Linked DNA regions of Homo sapiens: region 1 is linked to region 2. The links are chromatin loops, found by intact Hi-C in ENCODE. Cell type or tissue: Caco-2. All regions are shown on one strand. Each heading gives the region's core, and the rest is flanking DNA. Links, peaks and the distances in the headings are about the cores only.

Region 1 (4,000 bases), core at 1-4,000, 190 kb after region 2:
TTCTGTTTTGATGTTGAAAAAATCCATAAAAAAGAAACACAGCCCTCCCAATAGGCTGCTTAAAGAAACTAAAACAATTGTACTATAAAAAGCTGCTCTACAAAACACAGTATGTGACATTCAGTTCATAGAAGATGAGGTTCCAAGGACCAATTAGCCTGCTCTCTAGCTACTACATTCTTTGCAATATATGAAATAAATTTTTAACATTCCCAATTTAATTGGTAAATGAATCCTAGATGCCAGATACAAAAAAAAAAAAAAAATCAAGAAACTGGAAGAAGGGTTCAGTAATACAAATACAACCTCTCAAAGCACCACTGAGCTAATTCTGTTTTAATTTTTTCACCTAGAATTTTACCCGTTATTAAACACTTTGTAAACATAATTTATAATAGTTGCTTAGCATCCCACCACAAAGATATAACATAATTTACCTAACCAATACCTCATCTGTGGTTCATTTATTTCTAGCTTTCCCCTATTACAAAGAATGCTATAATAAACATCTTTGTATATTGATACTTTAATGTTGAAAATTTTTGTTTTACATTTTAAAACTTTCCTTATACTACATTTGGAGAAGTATGATAATATATTGGTTTAAAAAGATTTGGACATTTTAAGACCTTTTTTTTGTTTTTTGAGATGGAGTCTTGCTCTGTCGCCCAGGCCAGAGTGCAGTGGTGCGATCTCGGCTCACTGCAACCTCAGCCTCCCGGAGACAAGCGATTCAGTCTCCCAAGCAGCTGGGATTTCAGGCATATGCCACCATGTCTGGCTAATCTTTGTATTTTTAGTAGAGATGGGGGTTTCACCATCTGGGCCAGGTTGGTCTCGAACTCCTGAGCTCAGGTGATCCGCCTGCCTTGGCCTCCCAAAGGGCTGAGATTACAGGCGCGAGCCACCGCACCTTGCTGTTTTAAGATTATTAATATGCATTATAACCAAACTGCTCTCCAAAAAGGCTGTACCAAATTAATCTCTAGGATAAAATATTAAACTTCAGTATATAAAATATATTCAAAATCAGTGAACCAAATGAAAATATTGCAAAGTACTATTAGTTACTTAGTCCCATGATACTGAACAGAAGTTCTCTCAACTAGTCTAACTTACGATGGTATTGCGAACAGATTCATTTAATGTGGAGCTGTCAAACTCCCGGATGCGAGATCTCATAGGAATGGTGATTTCTCCTTCTACGGGGATGTCTTGTGAGATGGATATATCTGAAAGGCCTGCAAACTGAGAAGAGTCAGGGGAAAAAAAGTAAGCCTGTAATAAACTGTAGCATTCCTCATATATATCATCATTTCCTAGAGAGTTGGGACCATGTATTTTGTAGGGTTTTACATAGGAAAGTAGGTGTTAGCTCAACAGACATTACACAATGCAGTTAACAATAATCCTCAAATTTATTTCTTTAAAGATTAAACATAATGAAAAAACTAAAGTAAATGTCATAGACACCTTCTTGCCCACCAACATTTAGCATAAAATCTTCACATGGCACAAGCTAGCAAGACTGAGATAATAATTGTAAAGTTATTAAAAAGTGACCTTTTAGCAATCACTGTCTTAGAATGGCCACGTTTCTGTTGCACTTCTGCTCCCTAACAGGCTCTAGTGGCCTCTGCTGGCTAAAAATGAGCATTACATGAACCATAAAGGCAAGTGCGGGAAACAGGGAAATAGCAAAATATACCTTGATTACAGTCTTTACAGGTTACCTGGCAATCACAGAGCAAATAAAATTTTCAAAGTGAATAAAGAATGTGAACTTTTAAATTCATAGTCATCTGCCAAATGTTATTACAACCGAAACTCAAATCTACAAATTCCTAAGAAAATAGAGGCAATGCCTTCTCATACAGTTTTTGGGCCAGTAGGCACAATTTTTAGTGGGCAACAGTTGCAGATAAAGGAAACACAAGACAGTATACTGAAATTTTAGAAAGAATGAGGATGTTCACATCCGTCAAATTTTATTACAACCAAAACTCAAATCTACAAATTCCTAAGAAAATAGAGGCAATGACTTCTCATACAGTTTTTGGCCCAGTAGGCACAATTTTTAATGGGCAACAGTTGCAGATAAATGAAATGCAGACAGTATACTGAAATTTTAGAAGGAATGAGGATGTTCAAAGAATTTGTAAAAGGCTGGGCATGGTGGCTCATGCCCGTAATCCCAGCACTTTGGGAGGCCGAGGCGGGCAGATCACCTGAGGTCGGGAGTTTGAGACCAGCCTGACCAACATGGAGAAATCCCATCTCTACTAAAAATACAAAATTAGCTGCGCGTGGTGGCGCATGCCTGTAATCCCAGCTACTCGGGAGGCTGAGGCAGGAGAATCGCTTGAACCCGGGAGGTGAAGGTTGCGGTGAGCCGAGATCACGCCATTGCACTCCAGCCTGGGCAACAAGAACAAAACTCCGTTATAATAAAATAAAATACAAAAAAATACAAAAAATAAACAAATAAATAAATAAATAAAATAAATAAAATATAAAATATAAAATAAAATAAAATAAAATAAAACAAAAACAATTTCTTAACCACACTCATATTTCTTAAATATAAGAAACATGCCATAGAATTTTTTTTTAAAGGTTTCTTATAGAGGAAAGAAAGGAATAGGATAGAGCAGACAGGGAGAGAAACTAGGCTTTTTTCAATATATGTTGTCCATATAAATGACTTGCAATCATATAAACACTTCACACAATTATTAAACAAAATTAAAATTTGAAGGAAGCAATCCCTGAAACTGAGAGAAAAAATTAAACCAATGAAACTACCATGTATTGAAATAAACACACAACCACAAAGATAGCACCTATTTCAAGTGACTATATAACACTGTAATTTGACTTCTGATTAAGATATAGGAAGCTGGAAAGACCATTCCCCAAGTAGAATAATGAGAAAAGGCTAGATACTTTACTGAATCATAACTTTCCCTGAATTCATCTGAGAACTGAGTTGTAGGGAGACCAAGTAGCCTGGATGAAATCTAAAGAAAGCCAGGTGCTTCCACGAAGAGACATCAGCACTGGCTCAACAGTAGCAAAGCATGAGGGGAAGACAATGCTGCACACCACACCACACAGATGGGTAAGAATTCAAATAAAATTTTAAATAAATTGCTAAAGTCCAAGTATGGATCAGCACAAGAGTACAGAATCCCTGGAAGCAATAGACGCAAGGGGAGTTCACACCCACTTACAGGCTCTTCTCTAGAAAAAAGCCCCTAGAGGAAAGAGCCTTAAAGCCACTTAGACAAAAACAAGTTGCCTTCAGAACACAGGTGACAACTCACTGAAGCTGGAGAAAGGGAAAAGGAAAAGCTCTCTACTACTAAGGGATGGACAGAAAACCATCCTGGGCCCAGACCATTAAGAGTTTCCTTCAGCTAGGAGGGGGACAGGATCACTAAGAAAGTGCTACCCAGGAGACCCAGGGACACATGGTCTGCCTAAGGCAGAGACTAGACTATGAAAACAAAGAATCCCCTTTCCCTGGCCCCTATCACCAGGCTAGCAAGTATGGAGTAATAAACAACAGCAGTCTACTGCTGGAGGAAGTGCTAGAGCTTAGAAAGAGACTCACCATGAGATGCAAGGGCAAAGACAGAAGCTGAGTACAGAACATGAACATTAATAAAAACATTGGGGCTGGGTGCAGTGGCTCATGCCTGTAACCCCAACTCTGGGTAGCTGAGGTAGGAGAATCGCTTGATGCTAGGAGTTTGAGACTAGTCTGGGTAACACAGTGAGACCCCCATCTCTACAAAAAATGTTTTTAAAAAATTAGTTGGGCATGGTGGCATGCAACTAACTGTGGTCCCAGCTACTGAGGAGGCTAAAGTGGGAGGATCACTTGAGCCCAGGAGGTCAAGGCTGCAGTAAGATATGATCACGCCATTGCAATCCAGCCTGGGCAACAGAGTGAGATGCTGTCTCAAAAAAAAAAAAACAACAACAAAAAACAAAA
Region 2 (5,982 bases), core at 1,216-5,215:
CATGGACTGTGAATTTATTCAACTAATAATACCCAAGCACCTACTTGGTGCCAAGCCCTATGCTGGGTACTAAGGTCTGAAAACAGAACAAAAACTGAATTCTCCTGCAGCACTCGGCCAGAGCTGCTGCCAGGCCCATCCTTCTCAGGGAGACAGGCTACCATGGACTGGCCTTCGTAGCACTCCCTGGAGCTTGCTTCGGAGGCAAGATAAAGGGGAATAAGCCCTGAAGCAATGGAGCTGGCAGCTAGTACAGCCTGAGGGAAGGAAGCTTGCAGCCCCCAAGACCCTGAGATGGAAGCACTTCGGGGAGGGCTACAGCTTCTGGACAACCTCCTCCCACCCAATTCTAGCATGGGACACGCCAGCTAGTGATCATAAGAGCTAATCCAGCCAGCCTCCTGCCAGCCCCTAACCACCCATGCCTTCTAAATAATGCAACCTGGTTGTCAAGAGAGCATATTCAAATGTCTCTTCCTCCCTGATGCCACCCAGCACCCTGTTCTCCACCCCCAGTACTAGAAGGTGCTAATCAGGCAGGCCTGGTGCTGATGTCAGAACCACACTGCCACCCCCACTGCCCACACTGCCACCCCCACTGCCCAACTCCCTCCTGCACTCCCTCCCCACCCCAATGCAGCTCTGTTTTAGAGCATGAATACCCACTCCTCCATGTCTTCCCTCTATCCATCTGTCCACCTTGGTGATGGAGGGTGAGAAGAAGTGCACAGAGCAGACAGGCAAGGACCTGGGGACTGCCTGTCCAGAAGTGACTGATCACTGGTGCGTGTGATGAGCACTCAGGTGGGGAAGGAGACCCGAACCTCAGCTCTTGCCTCCTGGCCAGGCATCTGGAGAGAGGCATGGCCCAGTCATTAAAGATGTCAGGAGGTGGAGTCAGACCACCTGGGTCCTGATCCCAGCTCCATCACTCCCCGGATATGTGACCTTGGGCAAGTTTATTAAATAAAAGAGAGACAAAGATAGCAGTACCTACCTTATGGAATTGCCATGAATGCTAAAGAAGTTAAAATTTGCCAAGAATTTAGAAGAGTTCACTATTATTATTGGTGTCACCATCACTACTATAGCCTGTTGAGTGTCGCGAATGCCACTAAAGAAGGCCAGAGGAAGGGAGCCCTGTGGGTGGGCATGGCCAAAGGGAGCTTTTCTGGGTAAGGTGGACTCTGAAATGACTGCAAAGTCCAGACCGAATGCCCACGAGGTGGCAGGTTTGAGAACTGCCCACCCCCAGGTCAGTGAAAAACAACCAAATGACAGGACTGCAGAAGGTACTACCAAGCAACAATAATGGCAATAATTTTATTTATATTGTTGGATTTAATATTCAACAACTCCATGAGGTGGGTACATATCTCCATTTTAGAGCTGACAAAATGAAGGCTCAGAGAAGTTAAGTAATTTGCCCAAAGTCTCCCAGCACTGTGAACATGAGAGCTTGTGTACAGCTCAGGACGTATTTTACTTCTGCTCCACTCTGACCCCTTTTCCACATTCCCCTCTCTGTTTTTCCCATTTAGAAGGCCCTGCTGGTGTGGGCACTGCTCAGGACAGATGTTTGGGGACAAGCTCTTCCCACAAGCTCACTGCCTCTGCCACAGCCTGACTTGACCTCAGCCTGGAGCAGAAAGGCTGGCTGCAGGTGCCTATCTCACACCTCAGACAGGCCAGCCTTTGGCCAGCCCAGATAAAGGACAGGAAATCCTAGGCCACGTCCCTTGGAGCTCACTCTCTCACAGGAACAGAGTTGCAGCCAGGGCAGGGGTTCCTCTGTGGTGGGGAAGCTGCCGAGTCAGCCCCGGCTGCCATGGCTGCTGGGTGTGGTTTGGGGAAAACAGGGAGGGCTGAGGGTCAGGAGACCTGGGCTCCAAATCCTCCCTCACTGGAGACTGTTCTTCCCTTCCCTGGGCCTCAGGTGGAGACCACCACAGATCATTCTGGGGAAATCATACCATCTACTTTACAGGGCTGCTCTAAGAACACAATGGAATCATGGAAGTGAAAGTGCCTTGGCAACTGAAGAAATGGGAGGACTCATAGTCATCATCATCAACTGCCAGGGGAAGGAATGGCTACGTTGGTATTTCTCACTGTCTGATTCACTCTTCTAGGCCCCACTGTGGGCATGGCTCATACTCATTTCCGGCTTCAGTACTCCCTAAAATATCCCCTTCCCTCCACCCACCCCTGACCAACTCCAAAGATAAAACCGAGTGGCAGGAAAGCAGGGTACGCTGGAAGCCCCCCACATATTACATTGTATTTAACTCAACAAGGGGAACACCTACTAACACCAGGCTTGTCCTCCACTATGGGGGCACCAATAAGAAGGCCCTACCTTCCAAGGGCTCTCCAATCGTGAGAGCTGGCTGGACCTGAACCATAAACAAATCAGTGTTGTCTAAGGTATTTGCACCCAAGATTCTGGGGGTTAGGAGTCTACCTGTTGTGGTAACCAGAAAAGGATTATGGAAAAGTCATCTGAACAAGTTCAGACTATAAATAAACTAAGGGGAGTGAGGGGTTTCCAGTGCCCCATTTCCTGCCCCCACATGTTAAGGGGGCCATAAACAGTAGCATGTAGGGAGGACAGAGGACAGTGATGAGGCTGGGAAGGGGGCTGCTCCAGGTCTGAGAAGGAGCGCAGACGCTTGAAGGTTGTTTGGCCTAGAGAAGACACAGGTGCACTTGGGTTCCATCCTCAGATCCCTGAAGGTCAGAGAGAGCAGACAGGGTCCAGGTGGTCCCAGAGGGCACACTCGGAACCCAGGGTTAGAAGCCTCAGGGAGGCACAGTTAAGTTCAACATAAGAGAAAACTTTCACACATTCCAAAGACGAAAGCAACTTGCTTGAAACATATCACATTCCCAGGTATTGAACATGAGTGAGCAGGAACTGCACAAGTACCTGTCGGGAAGCCCCAAGCTTCAGAAGGAAAGTTGGACCTAGTGCCCTCTAAAGGTCCTTCTGCCCTGAGCTCTGCCTGCATACCTACCTCTAGAGGGGTTGTGGGAGAGAGCATAAAGGTGACTGGAGCTGGCTAGGCCCTTGGCTGCTTCCCACAGGGACCTAGGATCCCAGGAGCACCTTGGGCTGGTACGACCCAGGGGGAGCAGTTCACTCATTAACTTGTGGCTGAATGGGTCAGAGAGTGGCTGGCCACTAGGGACAGACACAGGCTTGGGGAGGGGCCAGAGAGCAAACTGCAGAAATGCCCAAGCACAAGGAGAACCCAAGCTGTGGCAATTCAGGGCTTGGCCAGCTCCAACTGACCCAGCCAGCTGAGAACATTCAGTGTCTGGGCCTGATTGAATTTGAAGCCAGCTCACCATTGCCTGGTAGATAAGAAAAGGGTCTTGAGTGGGGAGGCATACTTGCATAGCTGAAAGGAAGGCTCACAGACCACTGAGTCTGCCTGCCAACTGCCCTACCCACTTTATAGTTGTGGAAATTGAGGCCCAGAGAAAGCAAAAATCACTCACCGAGAGAAAGCTATAGAGGGGGCAGAACCAGAAGCCGTTTCCCAACTCTGTAGTAGGCCCACGGGGTGGTTCCTTCTCTTCCTACTGAAACTGCAGGAAACTGCATATGGTCTGGAGCTTTCTAAATTGGGTCTGGGTCTGGGTCTGGGTCTGGGTCTGGGTCTGGGTCTGGGTCCTGGCCCGACCCTTACCAAGTGCCACTGCTTGTCCAGATACAGGCTCCCGGAGGAAGGCATCCTCCTCCACTTACAGAGGTCCTCAGCCTCTCAGCAGCAATCATGTGGTTGGCTGTCCCCATTTCCACTGCAGCCTGGTGTGGAGGGACCCACAGCTGTACTGAAAACAGACACACATTCACACAGCCTCACCCCATACCCAGCATCGGCAGACCCTTTGGGTGGGCATTTCTTGCTCTTTTAGACTTTCAAATTGAGATGAGGCGATCAACTACTCCTAGAAACACCCCCCTACCCCTTTTTAACTCTGATGCTGGACCCCACTGCCCATCCAAATCCCCATCAATTCACTCCGCTCCCCTTCTCAATACCATCCAAGCTGAACCCATGTCCTTCAAATGGTGTGAATAACTGCTTCCGTTTGCCAAGTAAAGGATGGAGGGGCAGACTTTTCACTGGCCCCAGAAGTTCCCGTGAGTGAATGTTTGTCAATGTTCCCTTGGGGGAAGGTGAGGGTTCAGGATATGGTCTCTTTAAGGCCTGAGGTGGACAGGGAGTTAGTTAATGACCATCCCCTAGAGATGACTTTCCAAGGTGGTTATTATGTGGCTCAATGATTAACCAAGCAGTGGCAGGACCCCAGGCTTGTTGGAAGGAGGCTGCTCTTTTCCCAAAGACAGCCCAAGAGCAGGAGCCTGCAGTCAGGGAGAACATTCCTGGGGTCTTTCTCTCCCTCTCTGACAGGCTGTGGTGAGGTGGGTGGGGGCAGAGGCCTGCACTGAGGGAATCTCTCCCTCAGCCCCACATGGGGGTAGAGGGCTGGCCCGGATATGGAGGAAGTCAGCACACCCTTACTGGGGCGGAAGGGAAAAGAGAGACAGTGAGGGTTTTTATCATGAATGAGAGAGGAAGCTCCAAGCTGGGCCTTGGTGATTAGATGACAAGCTGGGAAAGACGTTCATCCTGAATGCATCCTGTTTTGCTCTGAACTGGCCTCAGGGGCCAGGCGCAGGGGAGGGGCCTAGGTGGAGAGCAGCCTCCCAGAATTCTCCCAGACCTGCGTACCCCAAACTCCTGGGTGCCCTGGACTGGGGAAGCAAGTGTGAGAGTGAGAACTGTCATTTACTGCTAGAGAAACAAAGGCAGGAAGTCTCCGCAAGAAGCCTCCATGGGTCAGCCTCCAGATCTGGAGCCCTAGAGGCGGCTAACATCTGGGCTGGGACCTTTCCTGGGCCTCTCTTCCAAGGTTCAGCTCAAATGCCACTGCCTCTGTCCGTCACCTTCCCCTCAGTCAAAAGCAATCACTCCCTGGAATGGATTTCCCAGGGCAGAATGGACGTCCAGGGCAAATAAGTCCTTCTCAACAATTGGAAATATGAACACTTACCGGTTATTTGATAATATTAAGAAACTATTTTAGGTGTGATAATGGTTGTTTTTATGAATCCTTATCTTTTAGAAATACGTATTGAAATATGTATAGATGAACTGATAAGGTTTCTGGGATTTGTTTCAAAATAACAAGGGCATGATGTAGATAAGAGTATGGACAGGGCAGGATTGGCCATGGGCAAATGGCTGTTGAAACTGGGTGATGGGTACATGGGGTCTTAGTACACTAATTATCTCTATTTTTATATATGTTTGAAATTATTCACAATAATTTTTTTGAAGTCCTCACCAAGGTATTATTATTTAATACATAAATAATTAGTGGCATGTATTATTTATGCCACTAACCCCCAAACTAGATGGTACATTCCCTGGAACTGGGGGTTTTTACTCTGTGTCCTCCACAAGACCTAGCACCAAGCCTAAACTTAATGACTAATAATTTATACAGCACATGGTAGTTTACAAAGCACTTAGCTATGGATCCCCTAGTTTAATCCAGTGAAGTGGAAAAAATGAGGAGAAACCCAGAGTCGGAGAATTTGAGGGGGGCGGCAGAGCCTGGAGTTAAAGCTCCCCATGTTCAACTCCCAATCCCCTGTTCTTTGCTCCACACCACCCTGAACTCCTAGGGAACTTAACATTCAGTTCTAAAATTCCTGTGTGTGGTCGAGGTAAACAGGAACAGCAACTGTTTAGCATGCAAGTTACCAACCTGCAGGGCTGGGGAAAAGGAAACTCCACCCACAAACACAGCACTTCAGACTTGTGACAAGGGCCCAGGCTGTGGCCTCCAGTCCACTGATTCCTATCTACCAGGACCCTTCCCGAATGCATGCCCATGCACACGTGCGCACACACAAACCAAGACCCCTTAATAAACACCTGACACCAGCAACTGTGTGCCCAA

What was found. A loop is a pair of places that touch in the nucleus more often than their neighbours do. Peaks named below come from ENCODE experiments on the same cell type or tissue, not always from the same donor. Only the 100,000 strongest peaks of a DNase experiment are listed, where the experiment ranks them.
Region 1: it touches region 2 in a loop (6-fold over the local background); 10 of 110 quality-filtered maps call a loop at or near these places.

Annotation. Positions count from the first base shown.
Region 1 is chrX:68,509,097-68,513,096 of GRCh38, reverse strand. YIPF6 (Yip1 domain family member 6) reads right to left here. Exons shown (of 7, transcript NM_173834.4): 2 at 1,120-1,248. Among named protein-coding and RNA genes, the nearest start is that of YIPF6, 12 kb to the right of the region's middle. In Caco-2, for the core only: a CTCF peak has its summit at 1,594 (motif pointing left); no DNase peak of the experiment used is centred there.
Region 2 is chrX:68,696,285-68,702,266 of GRCh38, reverse strand. The region is part of intron 2 of STARD8 (StAR related lipid transfer domain containing 8); the gene reads right to left. Among named protein-coding and RNA genes, the nearest start is that of STARD8, 52 kb to the right of the region's middle. In Caco-2, for the core only: no CTCF peak of the experiment used is centred there; a DNase peak (open chromatin) is centred at 3,126.